Regions from separate parts of the Homo sapiens genome. Here region 1 is linked to region 2. The links are chromatin contacts, found by Hi-C or POLR2A ChIA-PET in ENCODE. All regions are on one chromosome and are shown on one strand. Each heading gives the region's core, a stretch centred on a gene start or an enhancer-like site at or near the end of the contact. The rest is flanking DNA. Distances are from core to core; before and after follow the strand shown.

Evidence for each region. Hi-C counts contacts between places; a loop is a spot of excess contacts on that map. ChIA-PET counts read pairs that join two places held with the same protein, here RNA polymerase II (POLR2A). Pooled maps may share reads with other maps.
Region 1: a loop to region 2 is called in a pooled map, with 1.9 times the contacts of the local background. The contact joins two enhancer-like sites. A Hi-C loop is called at or near these places in 1 of 50 pooled maps. POLR2A ChIA-PET finds 5 or more read pairs at or near these places in 3 of 52 experiments (WTC11, activated CD4-positive, alpha-beta T cell and naive thymus-derived CD8-positive, alpha-beta T cell).

The regions. Positions count from the first base shown.
Region 1 is chr15:69,574,587-69,580,528 of GRCh38, forward strand. No RefSeq gene overlaps it. Among named protein-coding and RNA genes, the nearest start is that of PCAT29, 15 kb to the right of the region's middle. Within about 2 kb of position 4,430, at least 5 of the 41 ENCODE cell types and tissues checked have a DNase peak (open chromatin) inside an H3K27ac peak, as active enhancers do.
Region 2 is chr15:69,793,488-69,798,696 of GRCh38, forward strand. No RefSeq gene overlaps it. Among named protein-coding and RNA genes, the nearest start is that of LINC00593, 39 kb to the right of the region's middle. RefSeq lists enhancers at 808-1,310, 4,952-5,209. Within about 2 kb of position 1,561, at least 14 of the 41 ENCODE cell types and tissues checked have a DNase peak (open chromatin) inside an H3K27ac peak, as active enhancers do.

The DNA.
Region 1 (5,942 bases), core at 3,180-5,679, 220 kb before region 2:
CAGGTCAGCCCCAGACTGTGAACCCAGCTCAGGCAGCCAGGACCCAGGACTGGTTCCATCAGGGGCATGAGGGCCCACAGGAGTGAGCGAGGGAGAAGGATGAGGACAGTGATTATTGTTCCCCCTGTATGGATGAGGAAACTGAGACTCAGAGGAGTAAAGAAAGCAATGAGCAGTCTGAGGTTGGGGAAGGCCAAACCTCACTTCCTCCTCCCAAATCATGTGTCTTCAGAGTACATTCAAGGGCAACTCCACGCTCTGTGTTTCAGAGAAAACAATCCTTCATGGCTGTGCCCACGCTCTCCTCCCACACCACCAGATGTGCAGGCAGCGTGGGGTCTCTCCAGCATCCCCTGTTCAGACGGCCCGTTCGGAAACTGGACATAACTGTGACTTGTGTGCCTGGCTCTGAATAATCAGTTAGGCCAGTGAAATGGGAGTCTCTCTGTGTGTCTGGAATTTGAACTGAGACCCTAAGTTGGGACCACTCAGAAGTCTGGGAGACTCAAGAGTGAGGTGGCCATTACAGAGCCACACACAGCACAAGGTATTAAGTCAGGAGAAACTGAGGCAGCCAGACAGACGGGGAAGGGAGCAGGGCACAGAAAAAACCAATGAGGAGAGATACCCAGGGGAGAGGCCAGAGCTGCCTGATCAAGGACGATGCCCACCTCCAGGACAGGGACTCTTAAAGTCTGCCCAGGGATGGCAGGGCTGCCATGGAGCAGTATCCCCTGAGATATGGCTCTCATTTTTCTGCTTTCCTACTGGTGTGTTTTTTTGCCACTCTCTAGCCCTGGCTGTACCACTGAGGACTGAATTTTAACAGGCAGCAGGAAACTGGGATTCTTAGGTTGCAGGTCACTGGATCAAGAGGCACCACATCTACGTGTGAAGCAGGGATTACTGCCCCTCACTGCTGATATGGGATGCCAACATACCGCCCTGAGACCCTGCACCTGAGGACGATGCTGCCCCTGGGGCGGATCTAGGGCTGCGTTCCCTGGGGAGGGATGAGGTACTTTGCTTGCAGGAGGGAGAATGAGCCGGAAGCCATCAGTAGTCAGGAATGTGCCCTTTCAGTGTCCCTAGCTCCTGACTTCTGGGCACCTGGTGGGATTGCACTTTCTGCCTCTTTTGCTTGGGTGGGGCTGTGTGATAGATCCCACCAGTGAGCTGTGAGTGGAAGTTTTTCACTGTCTGTGTGAGGCCCTCAGTCTCTTGCTCTCAGTCACTGTAGCCAGCATCATTCCAGATGGTGGTGGCTACTGCCTCAACCTGGATCTTAGAAAATGGACACAGAGCTTGTCCAGCTAAATAAACCTGCCTGATTTGGAGCCATTTCGTGTTGGGGATTGTTTGCTACTACACCACACCCTGGGTGATCTGGCGGGTGCATTGCCTTAGCCAGGGCTTCAGCATCACACATTTCCTGGATCCTTCTGGGAAGTAGATGGAGGGCTGCTAAAAGCTGGGGCAACCCTAGGGGCTGGAGACATTCCCTGGGTCCCCCTGCCAGCCACAGTGCCAACCCTCAGGCTGTGGCACGGGAGTGCTGAACAGCAGAGGGCACCAGAGGCCTGTTTCTGCCTTCCCCATCCTGGTGCCATCATGGGGGTTGGTGGCATCAGTATTGCTGGTATTGTAGGAGGGTAGCATTTGGACCTACAGCAGAGAGAGATCTCGCTCCTCTTCTGTCACTGTGGTTGTGGGCAAGTGTTTGGAAGATGCAGACTCACCCTTCAGTAGGCTTCAGACAATATCTAGGGACCAGGGTCGGGGCACCCACCACAACTTCCTCTGGCCCTTTCTCTCTTGGGCTGGCCCCACCTTCAGTTGTCATCTGTCAGGCCCAGGGGTGGGGAGGAAAGCCAGGAGCCAGGATACAGCAGAACAGGCACAGGCAGCCTGACTCAGCACACAGCAGTGTTTTCAGGCCATCCCCTGTGGCTTTTCCTCTTCCATGCCTCAGATCCCACCACTATACTTTTGCCCATTTAGCACCCTACTTTCAATTCTGAAAATGCAGCTCTTGTTTTTTTGGGGAAAGGGAAAGGATGGAGGTTGGAGAGGGTGGGACTAACAGCAGATGTTTTCAGGATTTGAGAGCTTCGTCAGTACAAAGAGCTTTGTGCTAGGAGCCTGGAAGCCAGGTGATCTGCAGTAGGTCTTTTTCTTCCTTGGGCCTCAGTTTCCTCCTCTGCAAAAGTGGGTTTTGGGACAGCCAAGCTCTGAGCCCCTTCCAGAGTTTGTAACCTAAGATTCAGGTTTTGCTGGTCAGGAAGAGAGAGACAGCCTGGCCCTGGGGTAGGGATAGGAAGGAGGAGGAAGGTGCTACCTGTAAGGTAAAGGAGACAGGTGGGGGAAGCTTGGGTCACTGGGAGTCCTTAGCTGGACCATGACACTTTGCCAGGAGTGGCTGGATTCCCTGCACCTGCTGCTTTACTGTTGGCCTGTGTTTCAGTATTTACATTTCTCTGGATCATATAAGACCAAGGTCAGGTTAAGTCCATTACTCCTAACCCTAGTTGGCCCAAAGTCAAACAGAAGAGGTTGCCTGTGCACCTGCATCTCTGCCCTTCCTGCCTTCTCTAGGTGCTCTTAGCTCTGCATTTCTGCTCCTTCCTGCGGGGGCAGGAGGTTGGGCCTGACTCTGAAGCCCTAGTAGGGCCTGTCTTCCAGAAAGACAAGCACGTAGACACTGCAGGCAGCCACCTTGGGGTGGGGAAGGGAACACCCGCCTGGCATCTGGCTGTTCGCTGGGTGGGGATGCCTCTTTCTGCTGCCTTTGTTACCCTTTTCCCTCACCACTGCCAGCACTCAGGCTCCATAGTTAAAAGGCGGCACCAGGTTCTTCCCAGCAAGAACCTCAGGAGCTCTGGAGGCACCTTCTGGGTGGGGTTTGGTTGGATAAGCAAAGCATCTCCTTCAATCCTTCAGCCTCCATTCTGCTCAGTCCCTGGAAGGTCGGGTGGTAGCATGGGAGGAGGCCACCTCCTAAGCTTCCCCCGCCCTCCCCAGTGCCCCTGTTCCTCTGAGCTCTGGAGGTCACCAGGGCGCTGCGGAGCTCATTGCAAGCTGCCCTGGCTTGTTATCGGTCTTGAGAGACTCGTCTCTCTCTAGCTGCCTGTAAACCTCTGGGACCTGATGGATGGGTTTTGTTGTTTTCCTTCCCCCTGACTTGTTGGTGCTGTCACCTCCAGTCCCTGGTGGATGGACATCTTTTTATTCCAGCAAACCCACTACCTGTACTACCCATTCACTTAGTCATTCACTGAGGCTCACCATTGGCCATAAGATCACCAGGGCCTAGACACACAGAGGGGTGTGAGCACAGAACACAGTCCTTGCAGGGCTCTGGGTTTTGTAGGTGTGAGATGTGCCCGAGGCCTGCCAATTCACGGTGGCAAGTGCCCTGATGATGGCTGCACTGGCTCGTATGGGAACATTGCGGGAGGTGCATGGGGCCGCTTCTCAGAGGAGGCGATGTTTGAGCTGAATTGGAGGAAAAACAGTAAGGGTTCCCTAGATGGGGGTGGAGGGCTGGGAGAGAACTTTCTGGAAAGGGCACATCAGTCTGAGGGAAACACCTACATGCAGGCTGGCAGGTGAGAGGACAGAGTCCTTTCTGGGATCAGGACTGTTTGGGGCCACTGGAATAAGTGCAGGAGACTGGAGACAAGGCTGGGGAGAAGGCGGGACTTTGGTCATGGAGGTACTTGGAGTCTTTATCCTGTAGGTGGTGTGAAGACCAGAAAGGAGGCTGTTGCACTAGTTCAGGAAGAGAAGAGGAGGTGGGCGACAGAAGTAGAGGCAGCGCTCTGAGGGACCTTGGGCAGGTGGAAGCCACAAAACTGGATGGCCATGAGGGCAAGGTGAGGAGGAGGGGGAGGCGAGGAGGAGAGGGAGGCGAGGAGGAGGCGGAGGAGAGGAGGAGGGGGAGGCAAGGCCGACTCCAGGTCTCCTACTCAGGTGGCTCATGGCTCGGGGCCACTCGCTGCTCACCAATCCTGTGAGCAGAGGAGGAGCAGATATGGTGTAGGGTGCATATGTGAATCCAATTTTGGTGATGCTGAGGTTTGGATGCCCGAGGCCGCTCAGGAAAGGACATCCAACAAGCATTTGGTGTCAAGTTTGGCAAAGAGATCTCTTCTGGAGAATTGACTTGGGCACCATCGGCATTAGGCAGCATTTGGACCTCTGTGATGTAGATGACGTGATTAAACGGCAGTGTGTAAAGACAGGAAGAAGGCCTATGCAAGACCTCGGTACTGGCATAGGAGGGGCTAGGAGGGCAGGGTATGACGGAGGCTGAGAGGAGCACTGTGGAGAAGGAGCAGGTAACATGCTTGAGTGCTGCACAGACTGAGTCAGACAGGACTTGGTCTGACCACTGGCAGGAAGCCCGTTGGTGCCCTTGGCTTGAGTTCAATGGCAGAATGGCAGAAGAGGGTGTAGGCTGTGAAACTGACGCAGGAGAGGCAGGCTGCCGCAGCCACTCCTGACGGCACAGCTTTGAGCTCCGTGCTGGGTGTTCAGTGCTCGGGATAACACATGTGCAGTAAACATTTCTAGAATGACCCACTTTGGGGGTTGAAGAGACTTTTTTGTTTTTAAAATAGGTGGGACTTGAGCATCTCACCTCTCCCACCCCCCAGCCCCTGAAGTGAGTCAGAATCAGAAAGGTAATGGATAGGAAGTTTCCAGTTCTTATCCAGATCTGGAAATTCTGATCTAACCCGGGAAAAATGTTGAGGTCTGTTTAGAAAGACATGAGTGCTCCCTGGGGGCAAGAGAGCCTTTTCTCTGGGGCCTTTCCAGTAGCCCCAGCCTCACCGGTCACCTCCAGGTGGTGAGCTGGGCATTTAGGGAAGCCGTGCCTTTTGGCGCTAAGCTGCTGTTTTTGCAAGACTGGGCGGCTGGAGATCCTTTCTCAAGTCAGCAGCCATCCCAGGGAAGAAGGACCAGAGTAGGAGTGCTGGGCTAGGATCCTGGTCCAAGCTCTGCCATTATCGTATGTGAAACAGTCATCTCTCTGGGCTTCAGTTTTTCCATCTGCAAAGCAAGAATTCCAACACTACATTCACAGGAGTATCTGAAGGATAAGATGAGATAATAGATGCAGAGGTGATGTGAAAAGTAGGAAGTGCTTTACATGTGCCAGTTTTCTTCATTCATTCACTCTCATTCACGCATGTACTAATTTAGCAAAAAATGATGAAGCATCCATTAGATGCTATAATTGCAAATTGCTAAGTGTTCAGGGCAGAGCAAGTGGACAGACTTTGTAACAAAAGCCTGCTTTTGACTATTTTATCCCTGCCCCCACTGTCTGCAGAAGAAAGAGAAGGGTAGAGCTGATGGGTCAGTGGGCATCTGTGCCCTAGGCTGGGGGTCATCACTAGCCCTCATTTTGCCCTGCAATCAGTAGACTCTGTGCGTGGGATTCTGTGATGGGAGGAATTTTCTACCCTCTTTGTTCTGGTAGGGAAGAGTTTACAATGAGTAGGGTCAAGGGTTGTTTTCTGCTTTGTAGTGTTGATTCCAGAGGCTGCCTCATCTGTTGTCTGGCAGCAACGGCACACTGGCCATTGACATGGGCAAAGGTCACTGTACTGAGATGTGAGTGCAACAGAATCATGGGGCAGCTTTAGCAGACCATCATCAGAGACAGCTCAGTGGATGCAGCTGCCTTCTGAGGATAAAAGATTTGGATTCAACTCGGGTGGGTGAACTTGGACAAGGTGCTTAACCTTACCAAGACTCAACTTCCCTATCTGTAATAGGGGACTCTTAATACCTACCCTTTATGCTTGGTGAAGATAAAGTGAGAGTCATGAGAGAATGTCCTCCTCTCCTTCTTCCATTGACGTCAATTCATGATCACTGACCTCATCGGGCAGTTATCTGACTCAGGTGTATCAGATCTAGCGGGTACAGTG
Region 2 (5,209 bases), core at 311-2,810:
CTCCTATAGCCCAAGCTCCTGTCTGCAGACGAGGAAGCAAAGTTCAAAACAATCAGGGCCTCCCCCGGCGGCTGGGTTGGCTGGGGCGACAGAGCCACCACTCACCCCCAACTATGTCATGCTCCGTCCCACCTCTGTGCCTTTGCTCACTCTGCCTGACACCTCAAAGGCCCTCTCCACGTCTCTCCCTCCACCCAAATTCTGCCTATTCTTAGAGACTAGCTCCAGACCCGTTTCCCTGATGAGCCATTATATATTTTGGTCCCCCTTTGCTCGGAACTCACTGAGCCCTTACTATCTGCTGTGCTCATCTTAGCACTTGATTTTCTCCAATGGTTTTATGGGGCTATGTGTCATCTCCTCACTTACTGCCCTCTGCCCTGTCTTGGGTGCAGGAGGGGTCAGGGAGGGCTGTTTGCTGATGGCCTGCTGATGGATTTAGCCAGCCAGGGAAGGTGGCAGGCTGACGAGGATCTCATTTTCCCCTCTCGCTGACATGTTCCTAATTCGGCCTTATGAGATTTTTCTGAGATGTCAGCTGTGCTGTTTGGAGCTGGGCTGCAAAAGGCAGTATGTCCAGTGGCAAGGGGAATGGCACGTGGGAAGGGCTTGGCAGAGGGCAGGGGTGTCTGCCGCCTTTCCCAGCCTCCAGCAGGGTCTCGGAATGTTCTGGCCCACTTTGGAGTCTTAAAAGGACATGTTGGGATAAAAAAAACACTTACAGAGATTTTTGGAATGTGGGCCACAGAGAGAACATAATAGAAGGCCAAGGCTAAGGTCCTCCAAGGAGAATCACACGAGACCTGAGGGGGCCTGGGGCCGGGTGCGTGAGGACACATTCTCATGGGATGCCATCTCATAATGAGTGCCAACAGGACAGCTGGCCCCAAAGTGGCATTCCCCAGAAATGACTGCACTGCACTGGGTTTTGTCTCTGTGGCCTGTGACAGACCACTACCCTGTGCCTCAGTTTTCTTGTCTGTAAAAAGGGACAATTGGACTTCATCAGAGGCCACACATTAGTCTCAGGTGCTTTCTTTTTAAATTTGAATTCTTTCTATATTTAAAATGGGAATGTTTTACATTATCATTGTATTTTCTGGCTGTTCTTAAAAAAAAAAAACAAAAACGAATGTCCAGAAATCCTGCGCCTGCTCAGCAATCATCTGTGTGGCAGTCATCCCCCAAGTCCTGGCTTTCCTTTCCCTTGATGTGACCTTGTGTTCCCCTTGGGCATTCAGGCTTGTCCCCAACCCTTGCCCTGGCCACACACTTCCTGGGGTTCCTTCCAGCGTGGGCATCTGTGGTTAGGAGTGGACAGTGGGACGGGAGCTCACTGGGACAAGCAGTGCCTAAGGGCCCGGGCCCTAGGTGCTTAGCACGGCGCCTTCACTACCCACTGAGTGACCCTGGGGAGCCACCTCCCCCGTGCTTTCATTTTCCTCATCTATTAAAAGAGGGAGGTGGTTGAAACCATCAATAAGATCCTTTCAAGCTCTCACTTTTGATTCAGGCAAAAATGCCATTTGCCTGAATGAAATGGAACTGTGATTTCAATGCTGTGGAATGTGGCCGTCCCAGCCCTTGAAAACTTCATGACAGAGAGTGAGAGAGAGAGGAAGGAAAAGAAGGAAAGGGGACCCTAGCTAGTAGTGAGGTCTGAGCAAGTATGTGGCTCAGGCCGACCTGCTGAGACTGCTGGTGGGGTTGAAAGAAGCAACCCAGTCTCCTGGAATTCCTTCCAGGTCAAGGTCTTGGAATGCCTCCAACCCCACCCTTTCCAGAAGCCCAGGGCTCTAGGTTAAAGCTGAGGGTGTACAAATCAAACATTCACAGGGGTGGAGGCACAGCCAAATTTTTGGTGTACTCCGTGCCAATGGAGACTTCCTAATAAGTAGCCAGACTGAGGGAGAGTGTTTGGTCATCACGTGAGCAGGAGGGGCCTGCCCTGGGTGTCAGGAGACTCTGCGGTCACTCCAGCTCTTTCCTAATTGCTATTATTTTATTTATTTGGACTTCAATATTATTGACACCTCAATATTATAAAATAAATATTATTTTATTTATTTGGACCTTATTTATTTCTCATTTGTCAAACGAGCTTGAAGCAAACAAGTAATCGAGTCAACCTGTTCTATCTGACTCCTAAGAGGAAAAACAGGAGAGAACAGAAGCCAAATTCTTGGAAAGAAATGAATGTCCCACCAGGTGGCTTGTGGCGTTTCTTGGGAGAGTCCTCTCTGTGGTTTCTGTATCACATTTTCTCCGGGACAGTCTCACTGGCTCAGTACCATTGGGGGCCTGCCTGGTTCAGCCCCAGCAGACAGAGGGCTCCTTACTAAGCCTTCCAATCAGAGGGGCGCCCGCAAGCAGACAGAGACCTGAAGAAATACACACCACTCAGGGACTCAGCACAACCCACACACTGCTAGCTCTGTGGTCTCCTTAACCTGTACAGCATCCTCCCTGCCTCGGGTACTGAAGAAGGTGGGCAAGATGTCCCCTAGCTGCTGGGGAGGACCCCCAGAATCTTGACAGGCCTTGGGAATAGAGCCCTCTTCTGCAGGCAGTCCTTGGGAAGCTGGACACAGTGAGCTACAGAAGAAGTTTAAAGATCTGTTAGAGGCACAGATGTATCTAAATTCACAGGCAGTACTGTGAAGAGGCCTAGAAGGATGCTGGATTTAGGGGCCTGGCTTTGAAGTCCTGTCCTGATGACAGGGTACTGGTGGCCCATGATTTCATTTTCCTGAAGCCCCAGTTTCTGTACCTGTGTAATGGGGAAACACGCCTGCTGGCCCCCGCACAGCATCGTTGTGAGAAGAGATGGAAGAAGGTAGCTTTCAGGCTGGTTGGATAACTGCTGCCAATGGGAGCATGGAGTTGAGCAGCTGAACTTTTTTTTTTTTTTTTTTCAGACGGTGCCTGTCAGTCTCATTCTTGTTGCCCAGGCTGGAGTGCAATGGTGCAATATCGGCTCACCACAACCTCCGCCTCCCAGGTTTAAGCGATTCTCCTGCCTCAGCCTCCCGAGTAGCTAGGATTACAGGCATGTGCCACCACGCCCAGCTAATTTTTTTTTTTTTTTTTTTTTTTTAGTTGAGATGGGGTTTCTCCAGGTTGGTCAGGCTGGTCTCAAACTCCCGACCTCAGGTGATCAGCCCGCCTCGGCCTCCCAAAGTGCTGGGATTACAGGCGTGAGCCACTGCGTGCCCGGCAGCAGATGAACTTTCAATCGGAGCAATGGTATGATGGAAATGCCTGGGTAGAAAGGGGCTGAGAATGGGGGAGGGAAAGAGAATTGGCTGGATGGAGCCCCTGCCCCATCTCTGTCCCAAGGAGGCTATCAGTAGGGGAAGTAAGAGCCAGGGCTCTGGGCTCTGGAACCAGGCTGGCCTAAGTTTACATCCAAGGTCCCGAGAAGCTACGTGGCCCCAGGCAAGCTGTTGTACCTCTTTCAGCTTTTATTGCCTCTCTGTAAAATGGGGACAATATTCAGACCTCACAGAGTAGTTTGCAAGCTTAACGTGAAAAGGGATAACATATATAAAATGTCTAGTGCAGAGTCAGCACATCATACATGTAGCTGCTGGTATTTTCAACAACGTTTTGCTGTGGCTCACTTCTTCCAAGCAGGTAGTTCTAGGCAGCCCCCAGCCTGAGGATGGGTCCTGGCCCACAGGGAGGATGTGAAATGCTTCCTGGCTGAGGCAAGAATGACTTCAGCATCGGGTTCTGCCCGTGGCTGGAGCTCTGTGCTGCTGCCCTGATGGCTTCCTTGGTGTTGGGGTATCTGTCCTGCCTTGACCCCTGGCCCTGGCATCCCTCATTCCTGACCTAACCTATTCCTTCTTGACTCCTGGGCCTTGCCTCAACCATCCCCTTTTCAGCCTGCCTTGGTGGTGAGTGAGAGGAACTTGGGATCCAAGGCCCTCAATACCCTAGCCTTGAAGGAATCCGTGGAGGCTTACCGGTCTGTATGAAGCCAGTCTAGGGCTCCCCGAGGTGGTGCCTGTCCTATATCCCCTAATTTCCACCCTACAGGCAGAAATGAACTCACAGCTGATTTCTTCCCACCTGAAATTGCTCCTGCAGGCAACCCTAACAGGATCACTTTGAATCCCTGTGAGCTGCTCCTATAGCATCATGACCAAGGGCACAGGTCAGCTCTGAAGCCAGACTGCCTGAGTTTAAAATCCCAAGCCCATGACAATCTAGCTGTGTAACCTTAGGTCAGTGATGAAATTTTTGTGCATCTCATTTTCCCCACCTATAAAGATTTACCACATAGAATTCTCATGTGAATTAAATGAGATAATACAGTTCTTGGCACATAGTACATGCTCAATATATTCATCGTTATTTTCACTCCATTCCTCTGCAAATATCCACCTTAGATTTATGTCCAAATCCCTTCCCACCATCCCATGTTGGTGCTTCTTGGAGGGCGTGGTGCTCCCATGAACTCTCAGTCCTTAGGCCTGAATTTGAAATGTCTGGAGACTGACCTGGAGAGAAAACGAAGGGTCTGAATAATTGAATGGGAGGGATCCACGAAGGCCAGAGAGTGCGCTGGGGCAGCTTGTCTCCTTCTCAACTGCATTCACTCACCTGGATTGAGAAAGCAGAGATGCTGCCAGCTTGGGTAGAATAAGACCTCATCCTAAGGTCCCTCCCTTTGGATACACCACTCTTTCTCTCTGCAAGAAAAGAGAGAGAAAAAAGGTGAATTAAGCACACATCTGAGCCAGGTATGAGCAAGAGGCTGTTTCCGGGACCCCTTCTCCCTCTGACAAGCATCTAAGTTTCTGAGTAAGGAATTGCCCCAAAGACCCCTTTCATGTGCTTAATCCCCTTCCTAACTCAGACCCCGTGTAACCAGAGATACATGTTCATGCATCACCTCTGTCCTCAAGTTTATATCAGTGGCTGCTTCTATCTGGTGAGAAGGTAGAGGGGAGGGGTGGCCTTCTTGTGAGGCTCCATGCCTCACAAGTGCGGCAGTGTGGAGAGGCTGAGCAGGCTCGGCAGGCCAGCAGCACCCTGGGATGGCAGGCCTGGCAGGGCTGGTGCCATGGCAGCTGGCTTCAGGCCCACATCTCCAGTGAAGGCCTCAGAAAGCTTCTGAGCCCACATGAGGTGACTGGACTGGCTGCAAGGAGCTGTGTGAGTAGGAATTGGCCAGGAAAAGTGAACCCCCATTGGGCAA